2 separate regions of the Homo sapiens genome follow, and region 2 is linked to region 1. A link is a loop called in an ENCODE intact Hi-C map of the cell type or tissue named here. Cell type or tissue: A673. All regions are shown on one strand. Each heading gives the region's core, and the rest is flanking DNA. Links, peaks and the distances in the headings are about the cores only. Region 1 overlaps ETV5 (ETS variant transcription factor 5). Region 2 has its middle 56 kb from the start of ETV5-AS1.

The links. Peaks named below come from ENCODE experiments on the same cell type or tissue, not always from the same donor. Only the 100,000 strongest peaks of a DNase experiment are listed, where the experiment ranks them.
Region 2: a loop joins it to region 1, with 5 times the contacts of the local background. A loop is called at or near these places in 2 of 110 quality-filtered maps.

The regions. Positions count from the first base shown.
Region 1 is chr3:186,092,101-186,102,512 of GRCh38, reverse strand. All of the region lies in intron 5 of ETV5 (ETS variant transcription factor 5), which reads left to right. Among named protein-coding and RNA genes, the nearest start is that of ETV5, 12 kb to the left of the region's middle. RefSeq lists an enhancer at 4,414-4,927. In A673, for the core only: a CTCF peak has its summit at 8,841; DNase peaks (open chromatin) are centred at 1,902, 3,122 and 4,612; H3K4me3 peaks cover 1,834 bases; H3K27ac peaks cover 2,553 bases.
Region 2 is chr3:186,017,680-186,028,091 of GRCh38, reverse strand. No RefSeq gene overlaps it. Among named protein-coding and RNA genes, the nearest start is that of ETV5-AS1, 56 kb to the left of the region's middle. In A673, for the core only: no CTCF peak of the experiment used is centred there; a DNase peak (open chromatin) is centred at 6,161; H3K27ac peaks cover 873 bases.

The DNA.
Region 1 (10,412 bases), core at 980-8,979:
TACAGGCACCTGCCACCATGCCTGGCTAATTTTTGTATTTTTAGTAGAGACGGGGCTTCACCATGTTTGCCAGGCTGGTCTTGAACTCCTGACCTCAGGTGATCCGCCCACCTTAGCCTCCCAGAGTGCTGGAATTACAGGCGTGAGCCACTGTGCCCGGCCTGTAACAAATATTCTTACCAGTGGCCACTGGTAATACACTTTCCTATTAATAATGATTTGATAATTTTCCATTGTATATGTGTAAATTTATTGTATACATGAAAGAAAGAGAAATACTAAGAAATGTAGGTAATATTTTTATTTTGGAATGTCAGTTTTAAAGATTATGGCTTTTTTTTTTCTCTAAACACTAAAAGTTCAACTTCTAAAGAGATTATATTTTGTAAGTTTCTTAGAATTGGGTTTCCTGCCCATAGGGATACATCCTTAAGTCTGATTTGAGTGAATGAAACCATTGCTTTTATATCTTATAGAAATGCCCAGCTTACTTCTAGCTGTACAGATTTCACCTCTACCTCACACATATAGATATCAGTAAAGCATGGAGACTCTGAAAGGTCAAATTCAAGGGAATAGAAATCTATAGATCATAGGGATTCTACCAGTGGACCTCATTGTCCCTTGGTCCTAAGAAGTAACTCTGAAGATCTCAGATTGCTTGAGTTGGATGTCCTTTGTAGAGACAAGCTTGCCCAGCCCCCTCCTTTCACAGCTATTCCCAAATAGCTGAAGAGACTGACCAGTAGTGGGGGCAGATGGGAAGGTTTAGGTGAAGTAAGAGGAAGATGTATAAAATAATATTCTTAAAGAAGCTCTCACAAAGCTGCAGAGCCAGGGAGTAGTGGCATATTCAAGTGTATTCAGGGTCTCCATTATTTCAGATACCTGGAGATGGTGTTCAGGAAAGCATCTGGGAGGCCTCTGGCTGTCCAATTCAGCACTCACTTCTCTTCCTTCTATGATCCTGAGAAAGTTACTCAATACCTTCATGCTTTGAGTTTTTCCATCTAGGATTTGGAAGACAGAGAGTAATTATAAAAGAAAAAAATTATAAAAAACTGACATATTTAGGCTCACACCTGTAACCTCAGTGCTTTAGGAGGCCAAGTCGGGAGGATCTCTTGAGCCTAGGAGTTCGAGGTTACAGTTGAAGCGAGTAGTGATCACACCACTGTACCCCAGCCTAGGTACCAGAGCAAGACCCTATCTCTAAAAAACGAAAACAAAAGAAAACTGCCATGTTTCCTAGAAGACACCTTTCGTGTGTATACAGATAAAACTGTGTACATATTTCCTATATATGAAAAAGTGTTTGTGCATGTGTATATATCTATGTAACTGTGTATGTAGCTAAATGTGTACCTTAACACATAGAGCGGCTAAACCAGGGAATCTGGGTCAGTGCATAGATGTATGTACATATTTACTACACATTTTCATAGAACTAACTATGCCATGGATAAGATTGGAACTCAAGAGTGTTTCAAAGTCGGGGTAAGGTGATGTGTTCCATTCATTTTTCTGAACTGACTGGGTACTTAAAGAGTGTGTTACTAGATTTTAGCATATATAAATAGCAGTTTTTTAAATATACATTTTGGGTCTGATTTTTAATCTCACTTATTAATTTCAGTTATGATATTATAAATATATACCTGTTAGCATCTTGAATAACTAAGATATTTTATGCTGAGTAGAGAGCATGATAAAAATCTTATTTCAAAGTCATGGCCTCCATACCAAATACAGCCTAGAGAATTGTTTTAAGATCCAAATGACCCCATTTTCCCCTTGAAGTGTTCTTTTTAGATCTGTGTTTCAAAGAGAATGGAACAACTGGAGGAAGTACAAGTAATTTCCTAAGGACCAGCTAATTAACTGATAAAATCGACTTTTCATAAATACATTGCAATAGACGGCTGGGGAAATAGGATTAACTGTTATGACAGCCCTTGAGCCTAAAACACATTGATCTTAATCCTGTTTCACGATGAGATTATTCAGCTGGATTTCTTTATTAATGTGTGAGTTTAGTACAGTAGAGGCAGTGCCTTTCCTTTGGAGAGGGTACATCATTTTGGTCTTTGGTCCTAGGTGTGGTGTAGCAAAACACCACGTTTTCTTGCTTGGGCCACCTCTATTCAAAAGGATCATCCTAAAGTCTTTTTGTTTGGCAAGGTAAGAAAGAAAACAGTGGGCACTTTAAAAATAAGAGGTTTGAGGGAAAACAAGGCCATTGGTTTATACTTTTCAGGAATCAGTAGTTCTGAAGGTAGAAAAGAATGCTGATGAAAGCGTGAGGAAAACATGGAGGAGAGATTCTTTGACTCCAGGTTTTACAGTGTTACTTTCAAAGTGTTTGTTAGTTAGCCCAGTACCTTACTGCTGGGAGGGTGCTAAATGATTTGAAATCCTTCCTGTTTTGATAGCCTCAAAGATTCTTAGACTCAGTATTCTGAAGGACCCAAGACCTACAGTACGCATTTACTTAAAGGAGCCATCTGTTTTACAAAATCTGCTTTCGTCTACCTTTAATTCAGTTAGGCTTATTTAAAACTGAATTTTTCTCTTACCCTTCTGTGTCTCTGCGCTGTTAGTCATCTAACAAAACCCAGTAGGCTTACCAGTCCTTTGTATTTGGTGAGAAAGATTTGGGACGGGGAGTTACATCTGTGTCAAGATCACTTGTGTAGGTGCCAGAAGTAACAAAATCCTGGCATCCATGAAGAAATTACCATTTATCCCCTCCTCTTTCAGCATTCTTCAGTTTTACAGGAGTAAGGCATGGGTAGCATAATGAAGCCGAAAATGTGTACTGTCTCCCATTTCTACCATCTAGTAGTATCATTGTTTTAATTTCAGCCCTAGAAAAAAATGTTTCTTGGTGGTGGGGTGGGGTGTGTGATTCTCTGCCGAGAAACTGTTCCCTCCACACATTTCTTGGGTTTTAGTGGTGGTAAAGTACATCCAGCCTCAGAGGCTGACAGCCCCCTCTCGGGCATACGGCTGCCCTTGAGGCAGCTTGGGCCCCATCTGTGCCCTGGCACACAGTGCTTCTCCACTTGGAATCCAAGGAGCTCAGAGGCTTGTCATGTTGCAGCTCCCAGCTCTTGGACAAGTGCCAGGCATGCTGATGCCATTACCGGATTAGGTTGCTTTTTTAAAAATTCATTTTGTGAACTCATCAAGCTCATTTAACAGAGGCTTTGGTCGTCAGTTTCTATCATTGTCCTATCCCTCTAGGCTTGGCTTAAAGGAGTGGCAAGATACCAGGCCCCTAGTATGTGCCGGCACTAGTTAGAGTGTGTATGTATAAATTATAACCATAATGTAAGTACACCTTTGGGCCTGGCAGGCAAATGACAGTGGGTTAGCAACTCAGATGTTAAAGGGAAAAGAATTCCCCGTAAGAGGACTCTGCATAGAAAATAAAGGGGGCTCCCTTGTTTAAAAAGAAAGAAGCATCTAGGGGAAAATTGAAGCAGAGAGTGCAAGATTCCAGGGAGCAGGATAAGATCTAGTTATTAAAAGGCCAGGAGTTTGAGGCTGATCTGAACAGCCGAGGCATGGAATGGGGATTCTGTGGTCAGAAGGACTTCAGAGAAATGCTTCCAGTGGCACTGAGTTCGCTGGAGGGGACATGAGGGCAGGCAGTGAGAAGAAGCATACATAAGACATTTGAAAATAGCCAAATATGTGATGAAAAAAAGGAAACAACCATGAGCTAAAATTTATCTCCTGGATTTGCTTTTCATAAAGAAGTATGCTTTTCCTTGAAATAAAGTCTGGTTGTCAGACGGGCTCCATCCGCTTTCCCTCAGGGTGATTATTGAAGGTTTGGAAAAAATATCTAAGAAGCAAAGCCAGTTTTTTTTGCCTTGTACTTTGCAAAGTCTCGGCGTAGATTTCACCCTCCAACCTTAGATCTCCACATTCTTCCCTTTTGATGTCTCATGAGCATTCAGGAGGGTATTCTGAACTCTTCAGGCTGGATCCAAAGCCAAAAAAGGAACTGTGAAATTGTCTTAATAGGTAGCTTGTCCCCTCCTCTGCAGCCAGAAAATCTGGTAGTGTCTCCAGAGCCCTCCTCCCCTGGGGAGGAAGCCAGGTGGCTCCCGATGTAGCTACCAGCAGTGAATGGGAAGGAAGGTCTGGAGAGGCAGGCTTCCAGAGAGAGTTGTGCCCTAATGCAAACCAGCTCACCCTGGGGCAGGAGAAATACCACTGAAGTCTGTTTCTCTCCGCTGGTAGCTACAGCCAGATTCTGAACCGAGGGGCACATGATAGTTTTTCTTTTGCCTTTCCCGTTTTGCCAGAGGGCACTTTCTGACCTTACTTCTAGCGGACTTTTGCACAGCCTTGCAGATTTCCACAAGGGTCTTGGCCATTTGAATCCTAGGAAGGGTGCACAGCAGGCAAGATCCCCTGCCGTGTCTGAATTTCTTACGTAAACACAGCGTACTGAGCGAGCAAGCGTCCCTGCGGCGACAGCTGGGCGCTGAGCACTATTAGGTCTGCCCCAGCTAGCAGAGCTGCAGATTCCCCCTCTTGCCTGAATGGAGCATTCCAAATTGGTTGTGAATGGAGGGCGGGGCTCACTTGCAGACTTTTTCAATGAATAACCAGACCCCATTGTGCAGCCCGTGGAAAAACAACCAACTCAAACAACACTGGGACTGTTAGAAATATGCTTGTGATTGGCAGCTTGGAGAGCCTCCAAAATTAGTTTCCTTTGGCTTCCCTGCTGCTCCCTGTTCTCCAAGCCTGGGCTTAATGGGGTTTGAGTTTTCTTTTAAGTGCTCACTTTAACCCTTAAACTGCCGGGCTGATGGCCTGGGATTCTGGGGAAGAGCTGCCGCTGACCCACAAAGCCAGTGAAGCCCATTCCCCTTTCTTTGTCTCTCATTTTAGACTGTAGCTGTCTAAAGGGCGTGATAATAAGAGGAGAGGGTGGTTTAGCTTCCCCTGGAGAGGGAGGTGTTGAGACTTGATCTGAGGCTGTTAAACCCTTTTATCTCCTTCCCGTGGGGTTGTGGCTTTAGCTCCCCATTGAGGATTCCTGCCTGCTCTTCTCTGACCTCCCCTCTACTCCAGGCCTGAATAGCCCAGGTGTTTACCTGCCACGACACAGACACTTCTTGCTTAGGCTTACAATTTTAACACAGGGGGAGACAAAGTTGTAGTTTTTCTACTCCTTTGCCTTCACTCCTGTTTAATTTTCCACTGTGGTCAGATAAGTATTTTTTAAACGACCGTACTCAAACTTCTGGTACTGAGCAATGGGGGAACCTCACTATGGCTGTAAACCCTTCCACTGGACACTAATCAAATGCATTGCCTCCCAAAATGAACATCCTTGGAAGTACCAGAAAAACCCAGCCTCTGAGCAACCCCCAAACCAAAGTAGCCTCATCATGCCAAAACTAGGCCAGGTTTTAAGGGTGCACGTGCCTCAAAATAGCATCCAGCCTTGATTGATTGATTGATTAATTGGCCAAGCGGGTGTGCTGGGGGTGGTCTTGCTGTGTTGCCCAGGCTGGTCTGAAACTCATGGCCTCAAGCAGTCCTCCCACATAGCTGGCATTACAGGTTCGAGCCACCACACCTAGCTGCTTCCACACTTAAACATCCTCCAACATCTTACCTGGTAGCTCACCGGCAGCTCACAGACACACGTCCAGTGTTCTCTGTGGGATAGCCCAGGGATGTATGATGAGCATAAAAAGGACAATCAGTTAAAAGGCAAAACAAAACTTAATAGTAATGATCCAGAGCAACTTCCTCAGGATTTTAAAGAGCTCTTCTTAGTTCCTACTCTTCATCCTCACAAACTTAATAAGGCAGTTTGCACTTGTGTTTTGCCTCAAGGATTTTTTTTTCCCTTGCTGTAAGTTGGCCTTGCAAGCATGCCTTCCCTTCCCTATTAAAAAAAGAACAGGCCTGGGCAGATTGTCCTTTTGTGAGAGAGTTTGAAACCTCTCAGGAGGTAACCCTAGATATCAGCTGTGTAGGAGGTTGCTGATATCTGTGTTTCTCCAGAGGGGCTGAAAAGGACTTCGCTTACATAAACACTTTCAGCTGAGTGCCTGGAAATGCTTTGTAATGGCCTGCAAGAGCACTTAATGAGGGTCTTTTATACTTTTCCCATAGAAAAGGTAGAATAGAAGAGGGGGGGATGTCTCTTTCACATGGTCACCCACAGTAAAGGCCGGATCCTGGAGCCTACCCCTAGTTTCCTCATCTGAATTTTAATAGAGAATAATTGAGGGGGGATAACTTTGCTGTGCTGAGGGATATCTCGACTCAGAAAATTTCTGCTTCTCCTCAACTCCCTCTTCATTTTTTTTCTTCCCCAGCAGCCATGGAATTTTATTTCTTGCGGAAGAAGGTGGAAACAGCATAGGGTTTTGGGAGGTATTTAGTATTTTGACAACTAATAATCATAGTCCCTGCTTCCCCATTTTTATGCCTATTGAAACAGGAAACAAATCACATTTCTTAGGCTCCAAGTGTCTGCAGAAGCAGAGGAGCCCTGTCACGTGTTTATGTCCCGCCTCGGCCACAGCGCCTGCTCTGCGCACTGTGGACACCTGGTGCATACAGCCCGCACACCACCGCATTCCCTACCACATGCCCTTCCCATCCCAGCTGCCCCAGCCTCCAGCTGGTGGGGAAGTAACACTGTAAAGGGTCTCAAACCCAGAGTTCTGAGTCCTTGGGATGACCTTCTAGATAAAGAGAACAAAAGCTAGTTAGGGCTATTTCTCATTTTCTGTTTCCTCTTTTAAACACATACACTAGCCAAGTGTTGCTAGGCTGCATTTAGACTTTGAGCAGCTAATGCTATGTTTCCCAGTAAGACTGCATGTGCTAGAGAGCAAGTCACAGTTTAGGCACCCTTGACGTACTTGCTGAGTTTCTGCTTTTAGGAGAAGTGGGGCTATAGATAGAAGGGAATGGTTCTGGGGGAAGAAACTCATTTCCCTAGGGTTTGGATTTTCTCCTGTCAGATTTTAAGGATGAATTTTCAATCTGAAATTAAAGATAAGATTTTCCACAGTGCTTAAATCCTATTTCAAGTACTGTTAACATTTCACTTTAGTGCCAGTGTGGATGAGAATTATGTAAGTTGGGAGTAAATTATAGAAGGGTTGTTAAAGCTTAAGGTTTAGTTTTGCAATTTTTTTTCCTTTCAGGAAAAATGTCCTGTTTCCCCTTATCCTGATTGCGTGATCCAGTGTGAGCAGCCCTTCATGATAAAATCCACTGTGGTTGATGTAAGGTCACAGTAGAGGAAGCCGCCCTGTCATCTCTAATGAGTTGGGAGAACAAGGGTTTCCTTAGACCTCTTTCTCAATCTTGAAAATAAAACCAATAGTTGTCTATCATATTTCTACAGGTTGAGTATTAAAATTCTTTGAAGAGCTAAGCTGCCCAAGGAAAGTAGTAAAACACTGATTCAAATAATGCTCAGAATCCTCCTTTGGTGTAATCCTGCCAGTCCCTCACATTTGTATGCTGCTGGTCTCTTAAGCATGAAAGTAACCAACATGCCAGCTCTGTGGCTGTAGGTCTAAAAGAAGCCTATGGTAGTCGAAAGGGGGCGGTGCATTAGAAGTCAGAAGAACCTCTTGTTTTTATCTTGACTCTCCTGGAGTCAGTTCCGTACTCACAAGCATGTTACTTGACTGTTAAATGCTTTGGTTTCTCCACATCCCACAAGTTCTGAGATGCGACACTCTTATGCAATTAGAAATATTCATCCTGTATAAAATATTTTTAATGGAAGAGCCCCGTATGTGCTAATACTTGAGCCCTACTTCAATCGAAGTTGGTCTAATTCTTTTCTCGTCTCCTGACCTTTAATTTCTAACGCTGAAATTCAAGGCATCTAGGTTTCCATTTTTGGCGTTCTAAAGTAACAATCCTAAATTGTTAGGCTAAATGAGTCCTTTGAAGAAAGGGAACTGTACAAATCCAAGCTGTTTCAAGAAAAATGCTGAAGTGTAGAAAGAATATGAACTTAAAGGAAGTAAATCTGAAACTAGTTCATCTGGGTCAAAAAAAATCACTCTACTACCATTGGCATTCAGTTTTCTTCCTTATTTGATAACAGAGGTTTTCTGTTTGGAAATTACTGTCTGCAAGAGGCAATTTTGTCCCGAGAATAAGATGCAGCTATTCAGTGATAGATAATCGTTCTTACCCACAGGTCACCATCTATGAATCAGGACATTGCTGATTTAGTACTTTACACCCGTGGACGGAAGGCTCTCCTCCCATCCGTGACCACTTCTTTTGGGAGGAGGAGCAGTGACGAAGCATTAATACAAAGAATTTCTTTCCTTGTATTTTAGCCAGAGTTAGAATAGAAATCTTTACAAATCACCCATATCATTCGCTGATAGAAGTGAAGAAAGGACAAGACCAGTATCCCAAAAGCCAGCCCTCCTAGTTGATGACCAAAGGCATGCCTTGCCAACTTCTCTACCCTTGCAAACTTGCTAGTGCCCCATAGGTCACCTTTGATGACTCTTTTACTCCAAAGGCCCGCAACAGGTCCATTGCCTTGAGCTCTTCCCTGGGCCTTCTCAGCCTTTGGAGAGTGGGAGCAGCTTTCAGCCTCATGCAGCAGAAAAGGTAGACAGTGTTCAGGACCACATTTGCTCTTCCTAGCCAAAGCTATTGCCCCACCCCATCTTTCCCCCTGTCTGTCCTTGAGGACCTGGGTATCATCTTAGACTTGATCACATTTCTTCTCTCTGGAAGGAGTAAAGAGGTAGGGCAAGTCTTGAGCTCCCCCCGGAGTTTGGAGTGCCCCCCACACTTGGGCCGGTCAACCTGAGTTGTACTGTCCAACCTGTGGGTTACAATTACATGTTAGACAGTAACCTCCCAAGCCGACTTCCATGGGCAGAATTTAGTTTTTGTCTTCTAACCAATTGTATTTCATCTGGGTATTTGATTGCCAGATACCCTGTGCTGGTTCTGCTCTCTGGCTGCTACCATTGCTGTAAGCGGCCATGTGAAATGGGGGATGGGAAGGAGGCAATTGTTTGCTGAATGTTGCAATCCTTGAGCCATGCTTAGCAGAAGGAAACCTTTAAACCACCTCCCCTTCCCCAGGTTATATGAAGCCACTAGATAATATAAACCTTATAGTTCAAATAATGAGATTTTTAACAGTGTGAGAATGCTCCCAACTAAGGCCCTTTTCTGTAAAGTGTAACCTCCTTGTCTAGTCATTCCCCCTTCCCACAAAGAAATTAAAATTCCTTTGTAAGTATAAAATCACCATTTTCATCTTTCCCTGCTTTTACCCCTAGCCAGACGGGCTTTGTTCTGGGGTCTGCTAGAAGCTACAACCTGGGGGTCCCCTAAGCTGGAATTGCTGATATGCTGGATTTCTCCATTGTTGAATCTATCCTGTATCTCATATAGCCCACATTCCAGGGAGCAGTAAGGGCATAAAATATCATAACACTGGTCTTATACAAACACTTGACTCTCCAGAACTCTGCAAGGTCTTGTCTTCAAAGCACCAGTTCTATATACAGCCAGCATTTCCCCCAGAGAAAGCAATGTTCTACAAGCCCAGTACATGATATGTGTCACAACCTAGACCCATGTTGCTATCGTCAGCTCGAGTGCATAGCAGAGACTTAGGGTTATCTGAGGTAAACAAGCAATGGAGGAGAGACTTACAGAGAATGGCCTCATGGTCTTAACTGCTTCTCGGTACCAGTTCCGTCATCTATTTTAAAACCCAGGTTTGAGGCTGGGTGCAGCGGCTCAAGCCTGTAATCCCAACACTTTGGGGGGCTGAGACTAGAGGATCATATGATGCCAGGAGATTGAGACCAGCCTGGGCAACATAGTGAGACCCCGTCTCTTTAAAAAAAAAAAAAATGTAGCTGCGTGTGGTGGCAGGCACCGGTGGTCCCACCTACTCTGGAGGCTGAGGCAAGAAGCTCGCTTGAGTCCAGAAGTTGAGACTACAGTGAGCTATGATTGCGCCATTGCTCTCTAGCCTGGGTCACAGAGCAAGACCCTATCTCTAAAAAAACAAACAAAAAGAGGTAAAATGAAACCCAGGTGGGGAAAATTTTATCAATAACTCTTAATTCCTGTATTCTGGGAGAAATTCCACTGTCTTTGCAGGCAACCTCTTAGAGATGTTTCAGATACCATTGTCTACTAATGCTATTTATACATTTTCAAAGTTGGTTCAGTTCTTTTCTAAGCTCCTTTTCTTCCCTTTAGTTTCTAACTTTTATATTCAAGGCCTTTGGATTTCCATTTTCAGAATTCTAGAGTAATCTTCCAGTGTCCTTAATAATTGTGTTTCTGCCACCACACTTAGGAACTGAGAGTGGGCTTTCTGGAGATAGTCTCTATGCTGCCTTTCA
Region 2 (10,412 bases), core at 1,404-9,403, 75 kb after region 1:
GGCTCTACTCTTATGAACCTAATCACCTCCTGAAGGCCCCACGCACTGGGGGTTAGGGTTTCAAGATGTGAATTGGGGGGGGACAAAAACTTTCAGTCTATAACACTAGTGGCAGAACAGATCAACATTACGTGCTCCTGATGTGACATTGACAGAAACAGCATTGCTTCTGTGGTGTTCCTGCCGAAGAAGCATAACTTTATTCTAATCATGAGGAAACATAAGAAAATTAAAATTGAGGAATTTTCTACAAAAAAAAAAAAAAAGAAAAAACAGCCTCTACTCTTTAAAAAGTGTCAATGTCGGCCGGGCGCAGTGGCTCACGCCTGTAGTCCCAGCACTTTGGGAGGCCGAGGCAGGCAGATCACAAGGTCAGGAGATCGAGACCATCGTGGTTAACACGGTGAAACCCATCTCTACTAAAAGTACAAAAAATTAGCCTGGCGCGGTGGCGAGTGCCTGTAGTCCCAGCTACTCGGGAGGCTGAGGCAGGAGAATGGCGTGAACCCGGGAGGCGGAGCTTGCAGTGAGCCAAGATTGCGCCACTGCACTCCAGCCTGGGCGACAGAGCGAGACTCCATCCCAAAAAAAAATAATAATAATAAGTCAATGTCATGAAACACAAAGAAAAAAACTGAGGAACTGTTCCAGATCAAAAATAGCTAAGGAAATGTGACAACTGAAAATAAAGCATGATCCCGAATGCTTCTTTGCTATAAAGAACATTATTGGAACAAATGACAAGTCATAAAGAAGGTCTGTAGACCGGATATTATATTAATGTTAGCTTCCTGATTCTAATCATTGTACTTATGTTTATAGGAAACACATACTGAAGTACTTAGGGATAAAGGTAAAACCTTTTTGCAACAGTCCAGGAAAATATATATATGTATATATTTATATTAAATATAATTTAATTATATTTATATTATATTAATTTATATTATAATTATATTTAATATATTTAATATACATATATTTATATTAAACTATATAGATATAGATAGGGGCCAGGCACAGTGGCTCACACCTGTAATCCCAGCACTTTGGGAGGCCAAGACGGGCAAATCACCTGAGGCCAGGAGTTCGAGACCAGCCTGGCCAACATGGTGAAACCCCGTCTCTACTAAAAATATAAAAATTAGCTGGGCAATGGTGGCAGGTGCCTGTAATCCCAGCTACTCGGGAGGCTGAGGCAGGAGAATCACTTGAATCCAGGAGGTGGAGGTTGCAGTGAGCCAACATTGTGCCACTGCACTCCAGCCTGGGTGACAGAGCGAGACTCTATCTCCACAAAAAAAAAAAAAAAAATGGGGAGAGAGATAGGGAGATAGTTAAAGCAAATATGGTAGAATGTAAATGTTGGGGAAATCTGGGTGAAAGTTATGTGGGAATTCTTTGTACTAGTCTTTCAAATTTCTGTAAGTATGAAATTATGGAAAAATAAAAAATTAAAAAGAAAAAGTAGCACATAATTTTTAAAACATCTGCAATTGTAATGAGGAAAAGAGAGATATATTGGTCAAAGGTTTTTGGTTTTGTTTCTTTAGTGAAAGAAGCTTGAATACCAATGGAACAATCCCCACGGGTAGAGGGGAGAGGGTGAGGAATGACAGGGGGCTGGGGGGAGGCTAGTCCTCAAGAGTGAGAATGAGAACTAGAGTGAGAGAATAGATAGATGAGGAAGTATTTGTGTATCAGTCCCTTTTCACACTGCTAATAAGACATACCAGAGACTGGGTAATTCATAAAGGAAAAAGGTTTAATGGACTCACAGTTCCACATGGCTGGGGAAGCCTCACAATCATGGCAAGAGGCGAAGGAGGAGCAAAGGCGTGTCTTACATGGCAGCAGGCAAAGAGAGCATGTGCAGGGGAATTGCCCTTTATAAAACCATCAGATCTCGTGAGACTGATTCACCATGACGAGAACAGCACAATAAAAACCTGCCCCCATGATTCAATTACCTCCCACCAGGTCCCTCCCACAACACATGGGAATTATGGGAGCTACAGTTCAAGATTAAATTTGGGTGGGGACACTATCAAGCCATATCAATTTGTGACTACGAAAAACAATATATATTCAATGTATAACATTTAGAAAATATAGAAAGGTGTATATAAAAGAACCCAAATCACCTATCATATCAAGACCTAACATGAAAGCTCACTGATAGAGGCATTTTGGGTGCAGGCAGGCCAGAGAGGGAGGCCTGGGGCACAGAGGCGTGGAAGAGACCTCAGAGAGCCTCTGGATGTGCTCCCTCTTTCCATAGATGAGGAAGCTAATGCTTAGAGACATGAAATCATTTTCTTTAGATCACAGAGCTGGTTAAGGGCAGACATTATTTTCTAACTCATGATCCAATATTCTTTCCACTTTACAGGATGTATCACTGAAGTTCCCAGTGGTTGTCAACCAGGGGAAGTACTGCCCCCAAAAGAAATGGCAGATGTGTGGGGGCCTTTTTAATAGCCTTAAGACAAGGGGCTGCAACTGCCATTTAGTGGATGAGGACCAGAGATGTTAAACTTGCAACAGTGATCCAGGAAGTCCTGCACAATGAAGATTATACTATCCGACATAACAACTGCACCTGTGTCAGAAACCTCACAGCAGCTGTGCCTAGAAATCAGGCTTCTAGGGTCACAGTCCAGCCCACCGTAGTGAGCCATAGGACTGGGCAAGTCGCCAACCCATCTTATTCATCTTGAAAATGAGCATTTTATTCCAGATGAGAACTCACATCCTCAGCCTCCGACTTGCCCAGATTCTGTCATCACATTGCAGTTTTCCCCTCAGAGGAGGCCACGGTGGCCACAAGCTGACTCTGCCAATGACACATAGGTACAGGCAGAGTAAATCCACAAACTCTCCACTTTGTAACCTCCTTGGGCTAAGCTAGTTCACAGATTTACCAAGCTAAGCATCTAGCATCTTAGATGATAACTATGCTCTTGTTTGCAAGACTCTTTCTAGTTACAAAGCATTTCCACCTGCATTATTTCATTCAACACTCCCATTAGTCCTATGAAGTAATTACACCTCCAATTTTATAAATAAGAGAAGCTAGACTCAGTACGAATGACCCAGATTACTGGGTCAGTAAGTGAAAGATGGAGCCGGGATGAGGTCCTGTCTTCTGAGGCCAAATGCAGAGCTCTTTCTAGGCTACCTCATTGCCTTTGGGGGAAATGCCAGTCTCAGACCTGCTCCCTTTAGTCCAGACTGGGCAATGATCTCTTCTCTTTTCCATCCTCCTTCCCTCGGGCCATTCTTTTCACTCGGATGAAAACTAACTAAAGAGCAAGCAAGGGGACCTCCAGCTTGCTCTCGGCTTCCTTAGGAAACACTAACAACGGTTTGAAAGAGAGTGAGCTCTCTGTCATTAGGGGCGTTCAAGAAGACATTGGATGACCATCTGGCCAAGATGTGGTAGAGGAGATTCCTGATTATTTTGCAAAAGTAAAAAGATTTCCGAGGACCTTTCCAAATTTGAGAGCAGAGGACTGTGTGCTTAGGGAGACAGCATGTTTCGGAAGCTGACTGGGCAGAGGCCCAAGCTGAGGGAATAGAGACAAGTCTGGAGAAGGAAATAAAGAAAGAGAGAAGAAAAAATCTGAAAGTGATTGTGAAGACGAAAGCAGATTCTTCGCTTCCAAGAAAGAGACTTGGAGCACCAACAGGGATAAGGAGACAAACTGGGTTGATGCCTGGAGAGGAAGTTAGGGGAAATGTCAATGTTTCTCAAATAGCCTTGCCCAGAAAATGTGTCAACAAACACCCAGCCAAACTTCACCGAATACAACTCAGGCAACACAGCCGAGGAGCAGAGGAGGAGCAGTCTCTGGAGACAGAAGCACTTGAATTGAGTTAAAAATACCTTAAATTCACAATCAATCAAAAATGCTAAAGGCCCAGAGAATATATTTGGACTGGACGTCTTCCATTTCCCTGAAAGTAGGTGGTGTGGGATTCTTTTTTGAGCATTATCTGAATCAACATTGGGGCTGGGGAGGACTAGCCTTGTAGTGAGAAATCACCTTTTAGCCAAGGAGTATCCTGAATGCAATTCCAGAGGGAACTCTAGGGACTATTCCTAAAATGGAAACCAGGTCCAGAATGCATCTTTGCAGCCTGGCAGGCTGAAGGGATAAACAGATTCAGGTGAAAAAAAAAGGATTCCTTTTTACAGTATCCTACGGGATGCCTTTTTTTCCTGAAATCCTTTTGAAATCTCCTTCAACTCCTCTTTTCAACCATGGGGTACAAAGACTTTAATAAGTTTCGAAAAAAATGTTTCAAAATAACTCCTTTCTTACACATGTAAAACATTGAGAAAATATAGATGCACCAAGAGAAGGGAATACATATTCTGTTTCTCTACTACCCAAAAATAAGCATTTTGCTATGTCTACCACATTTAAAATTGTTTTAATTTTTGGTTTTGGCATGGTTCAAAATCAAAGTGGCATTAAAAAGATATTCCTTGAGAAGTATTGCCCCTCCCCTTCCCCCTCCATCATGTTTCCCACCCACTTCCACCTTCTCAGGTAAACTCTGATTGTTTTTACATCCTTCTAATGTTGTCTAATGCAAATACAAGTACAAACATAAATTCTTATTTTACCCCTGTCTTACTACAAAAGGTAGCATATCACATACATTGCATTCAGCTTTTTGACTTGACAATATATTCTATTGCTTTTTATTTTCCATGTTTATGCAAACATTAGTTTTTACTGAAATGGGATGATACTTCTGTAACTTGCTTTTTTTTTTACTTAAAAATTGTTTGTGGACCTCTTTGCATATTTTCAAATATTCTTCCACAGTATCATCTTCAAAAGCTGCAATGTCTGGAAAAAGCCCTGGAATATCGCTGTGGCTGTTTTCTGCCTCCCCCAGGATAATCTCACTTGGAGTTGAGAGGTCTGTGGATGACTTCCAGCTCAGCCAGTTACCAGATGTGAGAATTTAGGCAAGGCCGAATTTAGGCTCTGAGCCTCAGTTCCCAATACTAACACTTCTCACTCATAGTAATGCCAGATTTGCCTCTAACCCAGGGCAGTAGTGAGAATTAAACGAGACAATGGTCAGGAAACCATCACTTAGGAACCAAACACTTTCAGTAAACACTTTTTCTCAAAACTTTTAGTTTTCTAAAAGCATTTTTCTTATTACACATTTAATGTATATGCATTATAGAAAAATTAGAAAAAGTAGTAAACCAAAAATAGAAAATCAAAATAATCCATAAATTTGCAAAAAATCCTTTCAGATAGTTCATATATATACATATACATGTGTGTATATATATATATATATATATATCTGTGTGTGTGTATATATCTACATACACAATATATAATTTACAAAACTTGTTCATATTGTACCTTTTGGTTTTGTAACCTTTTACTCCCACTCAACAATATATTTAAATACTCTTCCATATTCATAAATATAATATTTATTGTTATTGGCTACATCAAATTCTGTTGTATTCGTGAACATACCATGCTTTTTCTAACCAACCTGAAAATGTAAGTTCTTTTGAGGTTTTTATTGTGTATAATGTTATGCTGCACGTCTTTATAGTCAAATATTCGCATACATTGAAGAAGTCAATTTAGAATGCATGTTGCATGTTTTCTTTTTTTCACTCAACAAACGCTGTGGAGCACCTACTATTCTCCATGAGCTGTCTGGGTGCTAGAGTTACGAAGATGAGTCTGGTACAGGAACTGTTAATCTAGGAAAGAATACCAAATCGTTATTACATTTTGGGTTCGCTGACCTCTCTAGGGTTCCTGATGTGCCTGGCGGGACTTTTCACAACCCTAAGCTGTATTCATAGAGCCTGACTTCATTTCCCAACTTGAAGTGACCCTTTCTCTGCCTGGCAAACTTCTACTCATTTGTCAAGACCCAATGCAAATATCTCCTGCTCTATGGCACTTTCCCTGATACCCCAAAAGAGAATAAGACTCTCCTAGAGAATTATACGGCCCCAGAGTACCTGTTACATTCCATTTGTAATTATCCATATACTTTCCTATCTTATCTCTTCCCCTGCACTTTAAGTTTCTAGGAGTTGGTTCCTAGCTTCCTAGTTTCCTGTCTTGCTTATTATCTCCAGCCGTGCCCAGCGAGATGCCTAACACATAGCAGATGTTCTCGCTGAACACTTATTGAGTGAATCACCAGTACCACATGGTTAGTAAAATAATAAATACAACAACTGAAGTTACATTATTGGCAAAGAAGGGCTGTTAACAAAGACCTGTGGTCAGCAGCCAGCTTAAGGGATGGCTCAGCTGTCCTGGCCTATGGGCTGGGTCAGCTTTTTTTCCATGTCCCAATTTTGTCACTCTCTCTCTTGACCATGACTGTTGAAGGCTGGCGACTGTTGAAGGCCTTCATTCCTTGGTGCCTTGGTTCACTTTTAGGCAGCCAAGGGGCAGCAGAGGCTCAGCAGGGAAATATCTACGGCCTAAAACTTTTATACAGTTATAAAAGTTATACAGTTTATACAGTTATACAGTTATAACTGTATAAAAGTTTTAGGCCTCTTGCAACAAACATCCAAGTCATAAGTACAAAGGAAAGGTCTCTTTTATTTATTTATTTATTTATTTATTTATTTATTTATTATTTTTGTGTTTGTATGTGATGGAGTCACTCTATTGCCCAGGCAGTGCAGTGGTGCGATCTCGGCTCACCGCAACCTCCGCCTCCCAAGTTCAAGCGATTCTCCTGCCTCAGCCTCCTGAGTAGCTGGGATTACAGGTGCTTGCCACAATGTCCAACTAATTTTTTATATGTTTAGTAGAGATGGGGTTTCACCATATTGGCCAGGCTGGTCTCGAACTCCTGACCTCAGGTGAGCCACCTGCCTTGACCTCCCAAAATGCTGGGATTACAGGCATGAACCACTGAGCCTGGCCAGAAAGGTCTCTTTTAAAGGAACATATATATGGCCGGGTGCGGTGTCTCATGCCTGTAATCCCAGCACTTTGAGAGGCCAAGGCAAGCAGATCACCTGAGGTCAAGAGTTCGAGACCAGCCTGGCCAACATGGTGAAACCCCATCTCTACTAAAAATACAAAAAATTAGCCAGGCGTGGTGGCGGGCAACTGTAATCCCAGCTACTCGAGAGGCTGAGGCAGGAGAATCACTTGAACCCTGGAGACGGAGGTTGCGATAAGCAGAGATTGCGCCACTGCACTCCAGCCTGGGCAACAAGAGCGAGACTCTATCTCAAAAATAAACAAATGAAAATATATATAAAATCATGAATACCAAATTTGGTATTAAAATGTTTATTTCGGCCGGGTGCAGTGGCTCATGCCTGTAATCCCAACACTTTGGGAGGCTGAGGCAGGCAGATCACGAGGTCAGGAGTTCGAGACCAGCCTGGCCAGCATGGTGAAATCCAATATCTACTAAAAATACAGAAATTAGCTGGGCATGGTGGCACGTGCCTGTAATCCTAGCTACTCAGGAGGCTGAGGCAGAAGAATCGCTTGAACCAGGAGGCGGAGGTTGCAGTGAGCTGAGATCATGCCACTGCACTCCATCCTGGCAACAGAGAGAGACACCATCTCAAAAAAAAAAAAAAATTTACTTCAACCAAGAAATCAAAACAACTTACAAATCTTTAAAGCTGGACCATATCACAAGACCCTATCTGACACACCATTCTAATATTTTTTTAATTTTTCAGCTATTCTGAGGGAAAAAATACAACATTAATCTGAAATTAAGGAGTACAAAAGAACAACACAAATAAATGGCTACAATCTGGGGCAGGAAATAAACACGAGACTGTAGCATCTTGTAGTGCCAGAAAGTAAGGAAATGCTAAAAAATAAATAAATTTTTAAAAATTGGTGGTCATATTTCAAAGGAATAAGAACTAGGTGAAAGAACTCCCAATGGCCAAAGCTGGAACAACTTAAGCAGCAAAATTAACAAGTACAGGAATATCTCATCGTATTGTGCCTCACTTTATTTTTTTTAACTTTTAAGTTCAGGGGTACATGTGCAGGATGTGCAGGTTTGTTACATAGTTAAATGTGTGTCACGGGGGTTTGTAGTACCTATTACTTCATCATCCAGGTAATAAGCCTAGTACCCACTAGTTATTTTTCCTGATCCTCTCCCTCCTCCCACCTTTCGCACACCAGTGGGCCCAGTGTGTGTTGTTCCCCTCTATGTGTCCCTGTGTTTTATCATTTAGCTGCCACCTATAAATGAGAACATGCAGTATTTGCTTTTCTGTTCCACATTAGTTTGCTAAGGATAATGGCCTCCAGCTCCATCCATGTGCCTACAAAGGACATGATCTCATTCTTTTTATGGATGTGTAGTATTCCATGGTGTATATGTACCACATTTTCTTTATCCAGTCTATCGTTGATGGGCATTTTGATTGATTCTGTGTCTTTGCTATTGTGAATAGTGCTGCAATGAAAATATGTGTGCATGTGTCTTTATGGTAGAACGATTTATATTCCTTTGGGTATTTACCCAGTAATGAAATTGCTGGGTGGAATGTACTTCTGTCTCTAGTCTTTGAGGAATTGCCACACTGTCTTCCACTGTGGTTTAATTTACACTCCTACCAACAGTGTAAAACTGTTTCTTTTTCTCCACAACCTCACCAGCATCTTTTTTTTTTTTTTACTTTTTAATAATAGCTATTCTGGCTGGTATGAGACAGTATCTCATTGTGGTTTTAATTTGCATTTCTCTAATGATCAGTGATGTTGAGTTTTTTCTCAGATGTTTGTTGGGCGCACATATGTCTTCTTCTGAGAAGTGTCTGTTCATGTTCTCTGCCCACTTTTTAATGGGGTTGTTTTTTTCTTACAAATTTGTTTAACTTCTTTATAGATGGTGGATTTTAGACCTTTGTCAGATGCATAGTTTGCAAAACTTTTCTTCCATTCTGTAGGTTGTCTGTTTACTCTGTTGCTAGTTTCTTGCGCTGCGCAGAAGCTCTTTAGTTATTTAGATCCCATTTGTCAATTTTTGCTTTTGTTGCAGTTGCTTTTGGCACCTTTCTCATGAAATCTTCGCCGGTGCCTAGCACCTAAATGGTATGGTGTTGCCTAGGTTTTCTTCTAGGGTTTTATAGTTTTGGGTTTTATATTTAAGTCTTTAAATCATCTTGAATTGATTTTTGTATATGGTGTAAGGAATGGATCCAGTTTCAATTTTATGCATATGGGTAGCTAGTTATCCCATGTGCTTCACTTTATGGCGCTTCACAGACATTGTGTGTGTGTGTGTGTGTTGTTTTTTGTTTTGTTTTGTTTTTTACAAATTGAAGGTTGTGACAAACCTGCATCAAACAAGTCTATTGGTGCCATTTTTCTAATAACATTTGCTTACTTTGTGTCTCTGTGTTGCACTTCAGTGATTCTCACAATATTTTAATACTCAATTCTTTTTCATTATTTTTATATCTATTACAGTCTTCTGTGATCAGTGATTTTTTTTAGATGGAGTCTCACTCTGTTGCCCAGGCTGGAGTGCAATGGTACAATCTCTGCTCACTGCAACATCTGCCTCCTAGGTTCAAGCGATTCTCCTGCCTCAGCCCCCCCAGTAGCTGAGACTACAGGTGCCCACCACTACACCTGGCTATTTTTGTATTTTTAGTAGAGACGGGGTTTCACCATGTTGATCAGGCTGGTCTTGAGCTCCTGACCTCAGGTGATCCACCCGCCTCAGCCTCCCAAAGTGCCGGGATTACAGGCTTGAGCCACCGTGCCCGGCCATGTGATCAGTGATTTTTGATGCTACTATTGTAATTGTTTTGGGGCATCATAGGGCAAATTTAATCAATAAATGTGTGCGTTCTTACTGCTCCACCAGCTTGTTGTTCCCTGTCTCTCTCTCTCTCTCTCTCCTCCTTATTCCCTAAGACACAATATTGAAATTAAGCTGATTAAAAACCCTACGATGGCCTCTGAGTGTTGAAATGAAAGGAAGAGTCGCACATCTCTCACTTTAAATCGAAAGCTAGAAATAAGTAAATTTAGAGAGGAAGGCATATTGAAAGGCAAGATAGGCCAAAAGCTCTTGCACCAAACAGTTAGCCAAGTCATAAACGCAAAGGAAAAGTTCTTGAAGGAAATTAAAAGTGCTCCTCCAGAGAACACATGAATAGTAAGAAAGCAAAACAGCCTGTTTGCTGATATGGACAAAGTTTGAATGGTCTGGTTAGAAGATCAAAACCAGTCACAACATTCCCTTAAGCCAAAGTCTAATCCAGAGCAACTGGATTAACTCTCTTCAGTTCTATGAAGGCTAAGAGAGGTGAGGAAGCTGCAAAAGAAAATTTGGATGCCGGCAGAGGTTGGTTCATAAGGTTTAAGGAAAGAAGCCATCTCTAT